Linked DNA regions of Homo sapiens: region 1 is linked to region 2. A link is a loop called in an ENCODE intact Hi-C map of the cell type or tissue named here. Cell type or tissue: endothelial cell of umbilical vein. All regions are shown on one strand. Links, peaks and the distances in the headings refer to the core of each region. The heading gives the core; the rest is flanking DNA.

Evidence for each region. A loop is a pair of places that touch in the nucleus more often than their neighbours do. Peaks named below come from ENCODE experiments on the same cell type or tissue, not always from the same donor. Only the 100,000 strongest peaks of a DNase experiment are listed, where the experiment ranks them.
Region 1: a loop joins it to region 2, with 6 times the contacts of the local background. A loop is called at or near these places in 2 of 110 quality-filtered maps.

The regions. Positions count from the first base shown.
Region 1 is chr6:152,999,433-153,008,384 of GRCh38, forward strand. MTRF1L (mitochondrial translation release factor 1 like) reads right to left here and starts at 3,277. Exons shown (of 7, transcript NM_019041.7): 1 at 2,995-3,277. The coding sequence starts at 3,253. It overlaps RGS17 (regulator of G protein signaling 17), which reads right to left. Exons shown (of 5, transcript NM_012419.5): 5 at 5,027-8,952. RefSeq lists silencers at 3,025-3,084, 3,095-3,204 and enhancers at 3,434-4,434, 3,525-3,634. In endothelial cell of umbilical vein, for the core only: no CTCF peak of the experiment used is centred there; DNase peaks (open chromatin) are centred at 549, 2,749 and 3,439; H3K4me3 peaks cover 2,157 bases; H3K27ac peaks cover 2,229 bases.
Region 2 is chr6:153,085,749-153,094,700 of GRCh38, forward strand. The region is part of intron 1 of RGS17 (regulator of G protein signaling 17); the gene reads right to left. Among named protein-coding and RNA genes, the nearest start is that of RGS17, 41 kb to the right of the region's middle. In endothelial cell of umbilical vein, for the core only: no CTCF peak of the experiment used is centred there; DNase peaks (open chromatin) are centred at 4,983 and 7,093; H3K27ac peaks cover 3,896 bases.

The sequences.
Region 1 (8,952 bases), core at 388-8,387, 87 kb before region 2:
TCAAGAGAGCATTATAGATAATTTTAGTTTCCTTATATTTTTCTAGAAGAGAAAAACAAAAAATAACCTAAACCCTTATGTGACATGGTTTGGCTGTGTCCCCACCCAAATCTCATTTTGATTTGTAGCTCCCACAATTCCCACCTGTTGTGGGAGGGACCCAGTGAGAGGTAACTGAATCATGGGGGCAGATATTTCCTGTGCTGTTCTCATGATAGTGAATAAGTCTTACAAGATCTGATGGTTTTATAAAGAAGAGTTCCCCTGCACAAGTTATCTCTCTTGTCTGCTGCCATGTAAGACGTGCCTTTTGCCTTCCACCATGATTGGGAGGCCTCCCCAGCCACGTGGAACTGTTAGTCTATTAAACCTCTTTTTCTTAAAAATTACCCTGTCTTGGGTATGTCTTTATCAGCAGTGTGAAAACAGACTAATACACTATGTGATTAAATATTAAAACAGTTGTGCCTTGAAGGAATCTGTTGGTTTTGGAATGGGCAGAAAAAGGAAAAAAAGATTAACTCAAGGAGAGAGAATAACAACAGCAAAACTGAGATAAGCAAGTACAGGAAGCACTGCTGAAAATTATTTTGGCAAGCATATGGTATGGAAGAAATTTGGTAGAATGGAAAATGTGTTAGGAAAAGCAAAAATGAATTCTAGCCCTAGCTTAATCGCTAAGGTACTGTTAGGGCAATAGGCTCAACTTCTTTCAGTTATGACAAGAATGAAATGAAAGTTCTGAGCTGGATAATCTCTAAGGTGCCTTTCAGTTCTGCAAAGCTAAGGAGATTGGAACTAGAGTCTAGAAGTAATTTAATTTTAATACTATATTTTATTTAACCCAATATGCTCCAAATATTATTTCAACATGTAATTAACATAAACATATTACTTTTTATACCAGGTGTTTGAAATCTATATGTATTTTACACTTACACACCTCAATTCAGACTAGCCACAAATTGCTCAACAGCTGTGTGGCTACTGGCTACTATATTGGACAGTGCAGCTCTAAAGGGTTTAGAATTAGGAGTTACTCACAGGCAATGGTAATATACTACTTCTTTAATTTCTCTTGAATATTATAAATCAACATATGTTTACTGGACACCTACCATGTGCCTGCCTTCCCCTTTGCCTATAAAGATGTTTATGGTTTCCCATTCTAAATGGGTCCTTTTCTTTTCAACCCTTTAAGTAGCTGCTTATTGTCACCCCTCTTTTCCCACCCAGATTTCTGGAGATAAAATGCCATTTTTATAACTTTTCTCCTGTTAACTCTAATTTACCTCTCAAGCTGTTACACTGGATTCTATAATCATATCAAGACCATTTTTATTCAAGTTACCAATGACAAAATTGCCAAATCTAAAGACTTATTTCAGTGTGAGCTGAAAAGGTTGTTTTACCTTTCTATGTCAGGTACTACGGATTTTTTTTTTTTTTTTTTTTTTTTGAGGCAGGGTCTTGCGCTGTCACCCAGGCTGGAATGCAGTGGCACCATCTTGGCTCACTGCAACCTCCACCTCCCGGGTTCAAGCGATTCTCCCACCTCAGCCTCTCAAGTAGCTGGGACCACAGGCACGCACCACCATGCCCAGCTAATTTTGCATTGTTTGTAGAGACAGGGTTTTGCCATGTTACCCAGGCTGGTCTCGAACTCCTGGGCTCAAGTGATCGGCCCACCTGAGCCTCTCAAAGTGCTGGAATTAGAGGCGTGAGCCACCACGCCTGGCCAAGGATCTCTTACTTCTTGAAATTTTCTATTGGCTTCTACAGCTTCATTTATTTATCTACTTCAGGGTCACAAAGCTCTGGCTGTTTTTTTCTTGACCTTTTATAGCCTTCTTCTCTGCCTGCTCCTCAAATACTGTGTATTTCTGGCCTTGTTAGACTTGTTTCTATCTTAACACATTTTCCCTGAGTGTTCTCATCTACTTCTAAGGTTTAATTTACCACGTACTGTATATCTCGAGAGCTCTCATATGATTATTTGGGCTCAATTTTTCTCCTATGTCAGTAATTTTTTCTCCTAGACTAGTACAGATATCTTTATTGGAATTCCTTTTCACAGGTATTTTTAACTTAATATGGCATTCAATGCAAAACTCATCTTTTTAAAAAATTCGGTCCAACTTTTATACTTTCATCTTAATTAACAGTACCACTCGTGCTGAAGCCAGAAACCTAAGACTTTTCTTAGAACTAACTCTCTCCCTCATCCTTCTCAGGGCATAAGCCACTAAATCCTAACTTGTTTCTCAAAATGTTTTGTGAGTCAGAACTATGCCTATCACCATTTCTTCTTTGGATTGTTTCAACTGCCTCCTCCCTGGCCTGTCAGCCACCAGCGTTTCTGGAGAATACTCCAATTTATCCTCAGCGCATGCCACCATTAACTTTTCTTTACAAAGACGTGAATTCTCTGCTTAAAAACATTTGCTAACTTTCCATGGTCTATAAAAAATAAATCCAAATTCTTTGTCTTGCAAGGTTCTTAACTATTTTTCTGGCTTCATGTTTCTATGACATCATCTCCCACCTATTCTATACTTAGGCCATACTGAATTTCCCAATTTAGTACCTTTACCCACGTATAGGTCTGAGATTCTGAGTCCTAAGTCTGCTATTAACAAGCACTGCCCTGATACTACTGCAAATGGGTCTCCACACCACACTTTGAGAAACACCGCTGTGGAGCCCATCACAGGGACAGTGCCTTATTTATCCTTGCTGAGCTAATGAGCTCTTGCCCGAGTCCACAACTAATAAGCATGTAAAAGGCGGCAGAGCGCCGTGGCAAAGGAGCACAAGAGAGCCCACAGGAGAGGATGGGATCACAGCACGTAATGATGTCCTGACCTCTGATCCAAAATAAAAACGGCTGCAAGTGAGTAAAGAGTTTCAAACTCGGGTAGTGTGGGCAGTGGAAAAGTCAAACGAAGAGTCAAGAATGTGCTCTGACGCCTCTCCCCCGGGCCCGACCCTTACCGTGCAGCAAGTGCTCAGTCTCCCGCAGCTCCCGCTCCTTCTCGTTCAGCAGTTTGATCACCGCCAGCAACTCGGGCCTCCTGACCTTCAAATGGGCTTCAGACCCCGCCTGGCGCTCGAGGAAGGTCCGCAAGGGCCCGCCCCGGGTGAACAGCTCCTCCAGCGGCGGGCTACCGGAGCTCAGGGGCCGGCGGGCTGGGCCAACGGCCCGGCGGGGCCAGAGCCACCGGGCAGCGCCCCACAGAACCCGGGACCGCATCCTTAGTCCGAGATCGCGGACCCTGACCGGAACCGGAAGTTCCGGACACAGCAGCCCTCGCGACAACACCCAGAATTTGGAGATAAGGGTGAGAGCGCACCAAGCCCCGCCCAGCGCAAGCGTTGCTTTTTAAAGGATTTTCCGGAAGCCTTGGCGGGAACTTCCTGCCAAGCGTGAGAACGCTGCGAACTTCCCGGAGGCCAAAAGTTGAGGGGGCTGAGCGGAGCGTGATTGGGGAGGGGCGGGCCTGGGAGACCTTGGGCGCCTCCTCTGAAAGCCTCTTGGTAGGTATCCGGTTGATGGGTGACGTGTTTGGCCGGAAAGGGAGAGCAGCAGATTGCCCCTCTGTTTTCTGATAGTGAGGATTTCTTTCCCATGCACTGAGTCGGGGCCTCCAGAGCCGCAGTGCAGGGCAGTCGAGGGTCCGCTGCAGGGCGGAGGTCACAGCCGCGCAAGTCGTCAGTCTCCGGTGCAGGGCTGCCGCTGAGTCTTCAAGAGCGAGTTTTATTATGGACAGGCGTGTGTTTATTCCTCCTCCTTTTTTCCTGCTTATGTTTCTCTTGTCCACGGTGGGTGAGGTTCGTGGTAATAAGGACTTGATAAGTGTATTATGAGATAACCACTGAATGAATTTGCACAATAGACGTGCGTGCCCTTCATCTGCCGCGTCATTTACTTGCTTTCAAAGGACTTTATTATTCACCTGCCCATTCATTTTCACTTAGTCCCACTTATCGTCAGCTTTTTAAAGAGGTGGAGTGATTCCGTGTTACAGCAACCTACAGCCCAACAAAGCCTTCAGATATCTGCCTCCAGGAGTCCAACCCTCATCCCTTTCCAAAGAACTGGTAGCGGATAGGTGCCAGCAATACCGACATTTATTGGCACAATGCTTTGCACTTTTCAAAAGACCTGTTCACAGCTCAACGGAGAAATAAATATGAGGGAATAAACACAACCAAGACAGTCCTGGGAATGCAAGGGCTAAACGCTCAATCTGAGAACTGCCACTACCTAACTGGTTTGGGCAGCGTCTACTAAGTGGTATTTCACTGTTGAGAGAGGTGATATATTAGAAGTACGAAACTTCTAATTTATTCATAAAAAATAAAATGGTAAAAAATGGGAACCCTTATCAAGGTTAAAATATCCTTAGGTCATCTAATCGAAACTGTTAAGTATAAACATTCTTAGAAAATAACGTTTGCATTGCCTCTCTCTTTTCATCTCTTAGCACGATAACAAATGCAGAGTGAGTGGAAGAATGAAATGACTCTTCAAACATCAGGAAGCAAAAATAGTTTTTTGCTACTTAAAGGCTCCACCTAATTATCTCAGTTCTTTTCACTTTGTGTATTCAAGCTACACAACTTTATACAATCGTTCTGCTGTTGAAACCCATTTTATTTTAATCCTGATCTGAGGATAGAACAGGACTGATCAGGATGTTTTTATCTCTATTAGAACAATTGTTTCCCAAGTCTGAACTTAACTTTGAATTTATCTTAACCATGGAAATGGTGAGAATCACTTGAACTCAACATGGTATATCTCTCAGTTGAGTTCTCAGAACATAAGTCATTTCAACAATATATTTTATTATTTATAAAAGGTGAAACATTTTAATAATTAAAACCTTATAGAACAATGTAAAGAATCTAGCCAGAATTTTATTTTCCCCCAAGTGCATAAGCAATTTAAGTAACACATAGAAGTGTACCTTTTATTCCTATAGTGTTATATACCAATGAGGAAACAGTAACTTTCTAAGGATACATTGTTGAATTCTTTATTAATTCAAAACATTTTAAGAAAGTCAGTGTAATGCATATGCATTTTACAATAACATCCATAGGTTTCCACAATCTAGTAAAATGAAAACAGCTGTATTTTGATTTACTTTGAAAACTCAAACCTATAGTTCGAGACTTCTGAATATTTTTACATTACTGTCATGCTCAAATTCTGTTACATGGTGAAAATTCTAGCATTTTCCAGAAGTATATTATTGTACATAGGTAAAATGATAAAATTGATTCTAGGAAGGGGGAAAAAAAAACCCAGAAAAACTTAAATTGGAGGAAACATAATCTGGATTATCTATTCAATTTGTGAATACCCACCGTTATTCTGGCATTGCAAAATAACCAAGTGTGGTGCCTCTTAAGTTGCATTCATGCATTCAAAACTTCTTTATTGTCCACTGATAAATATTGGTGGAGTACAATATATGGATATAGATTAAGTGTGATGAACATGGTAGTAAAAAATTATACACATTCGATATGTAATTTTACAAAACCAAACACATTGAATTCTTTTTAATATTTAGCAAACATTTAAAAATCATATACAAGAAAGGTGTTTATGACAAATCGGTTAAAGCTAGCGGGAAATAGGTCTTTTACATTATTTCAATATTCAGTGTTCATTGATTAGTGGAGGGCAATATAAAAATGCAATAAGCAAAATGGTTAGTTTAAATTTAAATTACCTCTTATGACAATTAGTAAGATAAGATCTTTAATATCCAAAGTATGTGGAGGATTATTGTAAATTGCGCAGACAGTTCAAGGGAAAAATTCACTTTCACCTCTATTAGGTGAATATTCAGGCTAAGACTTCTGGAGTTTTATTTTTCCACTTCACTGTATTTTCTTTATAGCATTTATTAGTAATCACTTAGTGGAACCTAATATTAGTGTTTAGAATTTGTTTAGCTCAGTGTAAATGTCCAGAAAATTTACCTTCAATATAATCTCTTTAAAAACGCATTACTTTACAGTGGAGAAATATAATAGATGCTACCTCAGCTAAGTGATCAAGGTTAACATCAACAGCTAAGAGTAGCCTAAAGTTTGAGAAACTGTCACAGCTAAGACGAGTCCCGGTGATGGCATATACCTTTGATACCATGTGATGAGCATGGCACTTTACCGTTGTGTTCTTTCAAAAACCAAAAACCTGTGTCTAGTCACGAGAAAAACATCAGACGAATCCCCATAGAAGGACATTCTACAAAATACCAGTTTATTTCTCAAAACTGTCATCAAAAACAAGGAAAGTTGCAGAAACTGTCACAGCCAAGGGAAGCCTAAGGAAACATGACAACTAAATGTAATGTGGTATCCTGAATGGGATCCTGGGACAGAAAAAGGACATTAGGTTATAAACTAAGGAAATCTGAATGAAGTATGAATGTAATGATCAATATTGGCTCATTAATGCCCATAGATGTATATGGGACCTCTCTATTTGGAGTTTTTCTGTAAATCTAAAACTACTCTAAAATAAAAGGTTTAATGGACACATTACTATTTTAAATTTTATACATTTTATTTTTTTCTTAGAGTCAGGGTCTCACTTTGTTGCATAGACATGTCTGGAACTCCTGGGCTCAAGTGATCCTCACGCCTTAGTCTCCCAAAGTGCTGGGATTGTATGCGTGAGCCACCGTGCCTGGCCCATTACCACCTTTTATTAAGTTTTTATTTTCATTGTAAAATTGTTAAAGAAAATCATACCACCTTAATATTAAAAAGAGTGTTTTCTAATTGTCAATCTCTTATAACTTAGTCTTAGCCCTATAACTCATTTATATATTTAGCAAGTAATTTGATATTATTTCTGTCCTTGGGAATGTTGTTTTATTTCCTTTGGAAATAAAACTTTCAAATGATTGATCTTATTTAAACTTTAATTTTAACCTATAATTGTATATCCATTTATCATCTATCTATCATCTATCTATCAATCATCTATCTATCTATGTCATTGAAAGAAACATTTCTATAGATTTGAGGTGATGGTGAACTGAAAGTACTGATTTGGGATCACATTATTGAGAAAAGCAGTAACACTGATATAGTGTTCCATCTTAAAACATGATTGTATGTTTTGATGAGTAGCTAAATCAGATGTTTAACGTATGTTTTGGAAAAAAATAGGGGAAAGTGCATTAAAGTGACATTTAATACAAGTATACAATAACAATTATTGACGTGATGCACTTTGATAAAATAATAATGTATGCCACACTTTATTCTTTCCACGTTTGTTTTATTTAATGCTCATAGTTATCCTGATAATTACGTATTTTATTTGTCATTTGCAGATGAGGAAATGAACTCAGAGAAGATAAATGATTTGCCCAAAGTCACATGAGACAGAAATATAACTTGAAATCAAATTTGTAATTTTAAGTTCCTGATGTTTTTACACTATGCTCCCTAAGTGAATCTGTGGACATACATTTCCATTAGTAACCTTACTCATCTTATAGCTTTTGTCATAGGAAGAAAATCAGTTCCCAAACTGGGACCTTCTATCACCTAGGGCAACATTTTGCCTTTTGTAGTGTTTTCAGTAGAGTCAAAGTCTTGAACAGCCTCTTGAATTCATCTGAAAAGATGTTACTTGGGGCTGGAGAGGACTACACCTGTAAGAGTAATAATTTCAAAAATACCTATAAATAAATCAAATCTGGGTATTCAGAAATAATACTTGTCATTGTGCACCATCTTGTGTTGCAAGGATATTTTAAGCACTGCAGGGAAAATCTGAAGCAAGTTTTGGGTTATCAGTTTTATTGATAAATATTTGCAGTTGTAGCAAGTGAAGAATTAAAAATTTTTGCAGATTGGATATTGTTTTTGCAGGAGAACAAACCCATTGGTCAGAAATTTGAAGATGGAAAACACAAAAATACATGTTTGAAAAATATACTTAGAAAATTATGGTTGTAAACTGTCAATGTAAACAGATAGGCGAAAATATTTTTTGGAAATATCTTTACCATCTTTCAAAATAATTAGGCAATGTGTCAAGATCAAAGTATTCAAAATACATGTTTGATAGGCTTCTATCTATAGGCATTTTCTGTCTAAGACTTAAAAATATTATTATTATAATTATTATTATTATTTTGAGATGGAGTCACTCTGTTGCCAAGGCTGGAGTGCAGTGGCATGATATCAGCTCACTGCGACCTCTGCCTCCTGGGTTCAAGCGATTCTCCTGCCTCAGCCTCTCAAGTAGCCGGGATTAAAGGCACCCACCACCATGCCCGGCTAATTTTGTATTTTTACTAGAGTCGGGGTTTCACCATGTTGGCCAGTCTGGTCTCAAACTCCTGAGCTCAAGTGATCCGCCCTCTTTGGCTTCCCAAAGTGCTGGGATTACAGGCTTGAGCCACTGTGCCTGGCCAAGAAATTTTAGGTGGTTTTCAAATACGTTTTATTTTTGACTTTTTTGATTGTATTTTAAATTCCTTCTCTTTTACATTTCAACACCAAAGCATCTAATAATTGGTATTTTTTGAGATATAATTTGTCACAATTACAATATGATTTTTTAAAGTATAAATAAGTTAAAGGTATAGAAAAATGGATAAACTCAAAAGTAAAAATCAGGCATTATTTTAAATTAGCTTAATGGGATGAAAATGTATTTTTGCTCCTAATAAATAAATATTATTCACTTATCCCTATAGTCCTTTGGCAAAACTGAACTATCAGGTAGATAAACAACACGTATTTCATTCTGTAAGTCAGAACCTAGGCAGCATTAAAGGATACTAATAAACATCCATGCACTAAGACGGCATATCAGAACTGGTCATTCTATGTACATATTTTAAGATTTCAAAAAAAAAAAACATCACATTATGGTCTTGACTTCTGCATTTCGTAACTTTAGTA
Region 2 (8,952 bases), core at 633-8,632:
TTACTCTTACATTTTTTTCTTTAACAAATCCATTAAGTGTCCAAGAGATTACCCTTTAAAAAATAGAGCCCATGTACCCAGTCTGCAAGTATGAAAATCATGAGCTTACCATGCAGATTTAAATGACTTTATTTAAAGAGATTCATACAAGAAAAACAACTGTAGAGGGGGCAGGCTGTCCTTCTAACCTGGTCACTTTTATTGTCTGACAATTCAGGAAAGTTCTTGGGAGTTCATGGGATCATATTTATCTGTGTATGTCTGAGAGACAGACTTCTGAAAGATAATTACGTCCCTACTAACTCATGGGTTTCAGCTATCCTGATTACTGCTAAAATAATTGTTTTAGAATTATTTTATAAATTTAATCATCACATGAATCATGATCATCTGATTCTTGTATTTTTCTAAACAGAAAAAATGAAAAAATACTAAAAAAACACAGAATGACATGATGCCATGATTCATCATACTCAATATGAATTGATTTTTGGAACTAATGATAAATTTTGATGTAGTGGTTTTAGAAGTATGTTTTATAACTCATAGGCTATCTGAAAGTTCATTCTAAGTATGAAAAAAATTACTATTGTATCACCAGGGTAAAACAAAATACCAGTGATGACTGATTTCATTTTTCACTTTATAAATTGGCCTGCCCGTAAGTTATGCTGAAAAGAAACTGTGAACGATCTCTAGAGGAAGAAGTCATGCCACAAACACTTTGATAGATAATACATTTATAACCACCTTGAAGGAAACGCTAAGTCCTACAATGTTGCTTCCAGAACAGGTATCTTCTTTCGATTCCATGTGCTTACACACCATTATTACTATTGCTAATAGCAGCAGGCAAAATTCTAAGCACACAGAATATATTAAATCACTTAACTGTCACAAACACATCAAGAGGTAGGCATTATTATTTAACTAACTCCATCATATAGAGGAAGAAATTAAGATACAGCGAGGTTAATAACATAACTTGCCCTAGACTAAACATACACACACATGTCCCATATGAACCCAGGAGTTTATCATGCAACCTTCTCATTATGACTTAGCTTTCACATTATTATTCATGCAGGAAAAGAATGCTAGCAGTAATATTTCTTGACATGAATTAGTAAGTTGGTAGTATAATTTACACTTTTTTTGGTCTTGTGATCTGATAGTAAAAATCAGTTCATTACATCATCATTGGGTATTTGAATTAAGTAAGTTTTCTCCCATCCTTAAGAAAAATACAAAAGGCCGGGCACAATGGCTCACACCTATAATCCCAGCACTTTGGGAGGCTGAGGCGGGCAGATCACCTAAGGTCAGGAGTTTGAGATCAACCTGGCCAACATGGCGAAACCCCATCTCTACTAAAAATACAAAAATTAGCTGGGCGTGGTGGTGCACGCTTGTAATCCCAGCTACTCAGGAGGGTGAGACAGGAGAATCACTTGGAGGCAGAGGTTGCAGTGAGCCAAGATCGTGCCACTGCACTCCAGCCTGGGCAACAGAGTGAGACTCCGTCTAAAACAAACAAACAAACAAACAGCTAAAAATGTGTACTGGAGATGATGTAGAAAACACAGATATACATAATGATGAAAAATATTTCACAACCTAGGAATAATGCTTAATGTTTGACTATCTATCGAAAGCTATCTATCGAATCTATATCCTCTAATCTTCTATAAAAACAAATACACATACTAGTCAGCTGCAAACACATGCTGCTATCCCAAAGTAAAGAAAAGATAACTCAGGCAGATCTGAGAGCCATGGAAAATCATTTCTAGGCTTTGCAATCTAATGAAGAACTTTCAACATTTGCCCAGTTGGATGTCAGGATTTCTAAGAATCAGTGGCTTTTTTGAGCTTTCCATTTCCCCTTTCTGAAATGTTTATAAGCAGTTATCCTTTGTGTGTCTCACCACTGTATGTTGGGTGTGTAGGAGGCAGATAATGTCTCATCTCTTCAGTCTGCAGTGAAGAGAGAGGATACTTAATGAGCTCTAATTAAGAAACTACCCAAGAAGCCTTCTCCATCCCTGGATCTAATTTCCAGGTGATTATGTAAAGGGAGAAGACTTCTGAGGACCTTGAGATCACCCATAATGATCCCTGCCTTCAAGTATTCCACACCAATGTATAATCCTCTCCCCTTGAATGTGGGTTACATTTACTGACTCACCTCTAAGGAACAGAATAAGACCAAAGTGATGAGATGTTGCTTCCAAGGTTAGGTTATTAAAAGATCATGGCTTCTGTTTTGGGCTCCCTCTCCCTTCCATTCCTCACTTTGTCATTTCATGCCAGGGCACAGGTAGCAAGGAACTGATACAGTCCTTGCTAGAGGACCAACAATCAGGGTGGACTAGGGGTCTCCTGCTAACATCCACGTAAGTGAGTTTGGAAGTGAATTTTTCCCTAGTTGAGCCTTGAGATTACTGTTGCCCACAGCGAACACCTTAATTACAGCTTTGTGAGATGTTCTAAGCCAGAAGCACTCAGGTAAACTGTGCCTCAATTCCTGACCCATAGGAACTGTGAGATAGTATTTATTGGTTTTGCTCCTAAATTTTGGGGCAATTTGTTATATAACAGTAAATAACTAATACAGATGTTGAGTTTGATATAAGACTGAACCCTTATTTTGTTACTCTGATTAAAGATTTCATATGCATTGAACTTGGCCAATTATTCATAAGTTTACAAATAAATGCCTAAATTTAAATAAAGCACATTTTTCTTAAATTGCTTTTTTATTCCCAATATGTCTAATTGTTTCCTTTTTACATGTTTATTTTATAAGCGAGATATTTGGATCTTATAAACTGAGGAAATCATTATTCTTATGTTAGAGTCTTTTATTTTGTTTTCTCAGGTGTCAGTTCTTCAGCTTGTTGGCATCTCTTTCATGGTACTGGTGGTCTTCCTTGTACTCTTCCTGGCATGAGAGATTCCTTATTTGCCCAAGTGCAGATGCTTTTGGTGACTGTGGGGTGCAGAGTGTGGCATACTGGAAGTAACTGTGCAGGTAGCTTATTTTGGGGGTATATCCAAAATAGTTTATCCATTCATATTTCAGATTAGACCTCCCTGAGATAGTACCATGTATTTTTAGCTAGATTCAGTACTTTGGCCTAGGGTAAACACTGCAGCTGTCCGCAGATTATTGTAAGGGAAAAAGAAACGAGTAATATTTCAACTATTTGAAATTGCTCACCTAATGATTTTCCCTGGAACACATCCTACTTTGTGTATTTTGTGACTATGTGTTTGCAGAATCTCAAGAACTGCTCCCACCTATAAAAGGATTTTTTTCAAACACTGTTTGGACTGTGCTTTTTTTCTTATAGTGTGTCTTTTAGGGACGCTTCAAAGTCTCTGATCACAATGGTACACTTTTTTTTTTCTTTCTGCATTATTGGTATGCATGCATTATGAAACACATTTTACAAATGTGCATAGGTATATATGTATATATGTATATATGTATATATATTTATTTCTTATTAAGAGGTTTGAGTAGGGGGAAGTAGACATATGTGGTTTTTGCCAATAGAATCCAATTAATAAAAAACATTTATATTTTTGAAATTAGAACTCTAAGAGTTCATCTAGAAATAGAAATAAGTCCATTTTTGATAAAAATGAAAATAATGGATCTAACCCAACTGTAATGCTGGTGATTAAGCAGTCAAAATGAACAATTAGGAAGTGGTCCAGTCATTTAGTGAATGTTGCTTCTGCCATCAACACATTAAGGAGACATGGTACTTTAGTCTGCGTGTAAGAAAATGATATTTAGAAAATCTAAGTAGATGTGTTCAAAAAGTGTTATTCTGAAGTTGATAAAGACGACTTGGTGATTTTTTTTTTCCTAAGGGAAATTAACCACATTCATGATCTGTTTGGACTTAGTTTTTCTCTGCTATCACTGCATATTTTATAAGCTGTTAAATAAATAAATCTGGTAATAGTTTAACTGACTGTAGAGAAAAGATAAAGATGCATTAAGTTTTTTAAAAAACACCTATACCTGTATATGTAATATAAGTATATATAATTTTAAAAATTATTTTGTAACTTTTATAGCATGCTGGTTAATATGTCTAGATTAAGTCTACCAAATGTGTTATGAATATTTTTTTCCACATAAAAGATAAACTGTTAATAAATCTTTTCCAGGCATCAGTGTCTAGTCCACATAATCATTAGCAGACAACTCCCTTGGCAGCAGCATCTTACTCTTGATTAACTGCTTCTCTTAGATTAACTGAAGGATTGAACAGTGTATGAATAATCATTTTTTATTCCCAGTTTAAATTTTCCTTTTCATAACTGCTATCTGCTGTATGATGTTAAGGAAACCGATCAGTTTAGCTAAGATAAAAATTATTATCAATTTATGAAAAAGGAAAAGTTGGGAAACTGGTAACTTCTTGGTTACTGAAGGTGTTTGCTTCTAAAACAGGTAGAGGTAAAAATATAATACCCGACTCTCTTAACTGTGGTTTGGCTTTCTGTGGTTTTAGTTACTCAAGGTCAACTATGGTCCAAAAATATTAAATCGAAAATTCCAGGCCCGGCATGGTGGCTCACATCTGTAATTCAAGGACTTCAGGAGGCCGAGGCAGTAGGATCTGCTGGGCCCAGGAGTTTGACAACAGCCTGGGCAATAGTGAAACCTCATCTCTACTGAAAAAAAAAAAAAAAAAAAAGTAGCCAGCCGTGGTGGCACACCCCTGTAGTTCCAGCTACTCAGGAGACTGAGGCAGGAGGATCACTTGAACCCAGGAATTGGAGGCTGCAGGGCTGCAGTGAGCTATGATTGAGCCACTACACTCCAGCCTGGGCAACGAAATGAGGCCTTGTCACAAAAAAAAAGGAAAGAAAATTGCAGAAATAAACAATGCATAAGATTGAAATTGTGCACTGTTCTGAGCAGCATGATTAAGTCTCACGCTGTCTCCAGCCCAGGATGTGAATCATCCCTTTGTCCAGCGTGTCCATGCTGTATATGCTACCTTCCATCAGTCACAGCTGTTTCAGTAATCAGATTGAAAAAACACAGCACATACAGGGTTCAGTAAAAAAACATAGTATATATATATAGGGTTCTGTGGTTTCAGGTGTCCACAGGGGTCTTGGAACTAATCCCCTGAGGATAAAGGGACTACTGTACACATTTTCCTCTGGTGGCTTATGCCCTACAATAAGAACATTTAACAAAGTAAGACCATTTAACAAAACAATTTAAAAATAATAAATCAATGATTTAGGCAAGGATGAAAATATTCATAAATACCAAGTAATGTAAACATTTATATATATTTTAAAGAAAATTTTGGAATTTGCATTTCCTTAATTATATAGCCAGAAAGTTACAAGGGAAAAAGAATTTGGTTTAGAAATAGCATGAACCTGGGATAGATTCCCACTCATTAATCTTACTTCAGAATGATATTCACATGTTGTTGCTGCCTAGGAAAACAATCTAAAGGCACAAGTGATTCTAAAATACACTCCCCTGGTTTCCTGAGATGTTGCATTCCACTCTTGAACATGAAGATAATGGCTAGTTTGGAGAACCATCTCAAATGATTTTGCCAAGTGTAAACACATGAATATTTTTAAGAAAATGTCTTCATTAATGGCTGTTGAGCTAAAATCTCCATAACTACATATTATGCAAAGATATGACACTTAACATCCATACTTTACAGATTTTTTTTTTTTTTTGAGACGGAGTCTCACTCTGTCACACAGGCTGGAGTACACAGGCTCTGTCACACAGGCTCTGTCACACAGGATTGCACACAGGTGCAATCTTGGCTCACTGCAAACTCTGTCTCCTGGGTTCAAGCAATTCTCCTGCCTCAGCCTCCTGAGCAGCTGAGGTTACAGATGTGTGCCACTACACATGGCTAATTTTTGTATTTTTAGTAGAGACGGGGTTTCTCCATGTTACCCAGGCTGGTCTCGGACTCTTGACCTCAAGTGATCTGCCCGCCTTGGCCTCCCAAAGTGCTAGGATTACAGGCAGGAGCCACCATGCCCAGCCGGCATACTTCAAAGATTGTAATAAAAGTACTTGACCTTAAAACATTGTTTCCATTTAATCATATTCTGTAAATCTGGGGAAATGAAAAACAAGAATCTCAATTTTTAATCAATATTTGACCAGACACATCTTTAGATCAAGCCACGAGCTTTTTAGATAAAACAGAAAAAAATTCCCACCTTTGGGAAAACTAGTAGAAATGCGATGTCCAGATTCAGCTGGATATATCTCAAGATCGATATTTACCACTATATTTATTACTACCTGAAACTCTTAAGCCAATCATTAAAAAAATTCCAAAAGATTACTGGACTTACTCTTTGAATTTTTGTCTTTTAAAAATATAGACATAATTCAGCTTATTTAAACCCACCTACACAAGTCCTGTGTTCAAATTTTACGGGGCATAGAACCGTTCACTTTGGGTACTTCTTTGCCTGTATAAAATGCTGTCATGTTGATATATCTAAACACCAAGGTACAAATTTAACTATACGATTTTGAAGGAAGCAGTTGAAGACTCAGGTAACACTGCTTTAGGACAAGTCAAAAGAGAGTTTGCTGTTTGGCTTTTGACACTGAAGTTTCTTACCAATATGTTTCATGAAGCTCTCTCTAGGAAACTACAGTATTTTGGTATCAGTTCTCTAAAGCAACTGCCTGTGAGTTAATGTGGTTGTTTTGTCACAGCGTGCCTTTTGTCTCCACCCGCCTCCAGTCCCATCTTTACTCATTCTGCCTTTTGGATAAAACATGTACAATTATATATGGCTTGGTGCGGAATGGGCTTGGGATGCCACAAAACTAAAGTGGCACACTTAAAAAATACCTCTCAGCTACAGAGTCAAATAAGACTTGGAAATGCTAGAGGTCAGAACATTGCTCACAAATTATCCTGGTTCAATTTAGCCTGTGAATGTTTTGGAATTATACAAACAGTGTCTGATGACTCATATAACTTGTAACTTAAGTGCGTTTTGCTGTTGTGCATCCTTTTAGTCCAGCTACCCCCTAAGGAACAAAGTGTTACAGAAGCAGTTATGGTTTCAATTTCCCTCTATGATTCGCTTTCATTTGAAAACCAGTGAAAGGTGGGGGGAAATGGACTGACTAACTCCTGACACTACCAGGGCTTCAGATTACTCAATTTCCACGCTTCCTCTATCAGGGGAGAGAGTCCTAACAAAGACTAAAAATAACTTAAAGAAACCAAAAAACATAAAGATGCTACTTAGGAAATATTATTATCAAGAATTAATTAGTCTGCCAACCAAGTATTATGTACTTGAAACATTCTTTTATTTTTTAAGATATCATACATCTAGTGTCTCATTTGATTCTAATTTTGAATAGTCATTAATACAATAGAGGTTTGCATTAATAGCTATTTAATGGCTATGAAAACAGTGGCTATTGTGTGAATGGCTATAAAAACAATGGCTCTTTTTATGGTGCGTTCATGCTATCTACAGGCAGATGAACTGCATTTTAGATTATCAATCTGATCTGATTTTCTCTGTATCTCTGAAACTCATGGTTCTCCAAGGATGACTTCTCACTGGTACCCAGTGTGGTGAACCTTTTTGTAAGTCAATGCAATATTTGCGACTATAGTCTTGGTTTGGTTCATCTTTCTTTTTTCCACTAGGAAAATGTTCACTTTATCTTCCACAATCTTCCACAAGCTTCTTCAGTACCAGGCAAGGGACTCAACTCCTGATTATGATCATTTCTTGCCTTACTTTAAGGATGAGGACTAAACAAGGGAAAAAGTGGTGAGAATACTGGAATACATTTCGGGCAAGGTTCCTAAGGGGGAGGATAAATCGTACACACACTTTACAGAATCCACGTAGTCAAAGAGAACAGAAAGGCACCCAGAATGGCACCTACTCAACACAATCTTGACTTGGTAGATAAGGGGATTAATATACAATAAATTTCCTTTTGCAGCTTTCTGGAGACTCAAAGTGCTCTAGTGAAAAGATCATTGATCTTGCAGTCAGGGGACTTGAACTTCAGCCCTACCTATACTAAATCCCTGGGTAATCTTTGACAAGTCACTTAAATTTACTTAGCCTTAGTTTTCCCAACTGTGAAAACAGGAATGAAATTCTCTAGTACCCCACAGGATTGTTCTCGGGCCCAAATGTCACAATGTATATGAAAGTGCATTATATAAATACGATTATGTAATATCTGGTATCATCAATGGAGGAGGCTTTCCATATGTACTATGCCTAAATATATTACACACATCTATACTGAACTTTTTTTTTTTTTGACTGACTCTCATTCTGTCGCCCAGGCTGGAGTGCAGTGGCATGATCTTGGCTCACTGCAATCTCTGCCTCCCGGGTTCAAGCGATTCTCATGCCTCAGCCTCCTGGGTAGCCGGGACCACAGGCACATACCACCACGCCCGGCTAATTTTTGTATTTTTTTTAGCAGAGATGGGGTTTTGCTATGTTGGCCAGGCTGGTTTTGAACTCCTGGGCTCAAGCAATCCACTCGCTTCAGCCTCCCGAAGTGCAAGGATTACAGGCGTGAGCATTGTGCTCAGTGGCCTACTGAACTCTTTAAATGATATGCATTTAAAGTTGGTAATTAGATAATATCATAATAATGTTGATAATTAGATAATATTATAGATAACTTCTCATCCTTGTACCTTTGCTTTTCTCTACCTAATTTCCATGGTTTGATTTTGATACTTTTTGAAAATCAAATAAGAAAATTCAGAACACTGAACACTTTTAAGAAGGTTGACTCAGGATTACTAGGAAAGAGATCAGCTTCAACATAATAATTTTAATTTTTTGTCAGGCTTTTCTTGTAGTGTTTTGAGATACTCTCGATATGTCAGTAATTTGAAAATTACACAATCA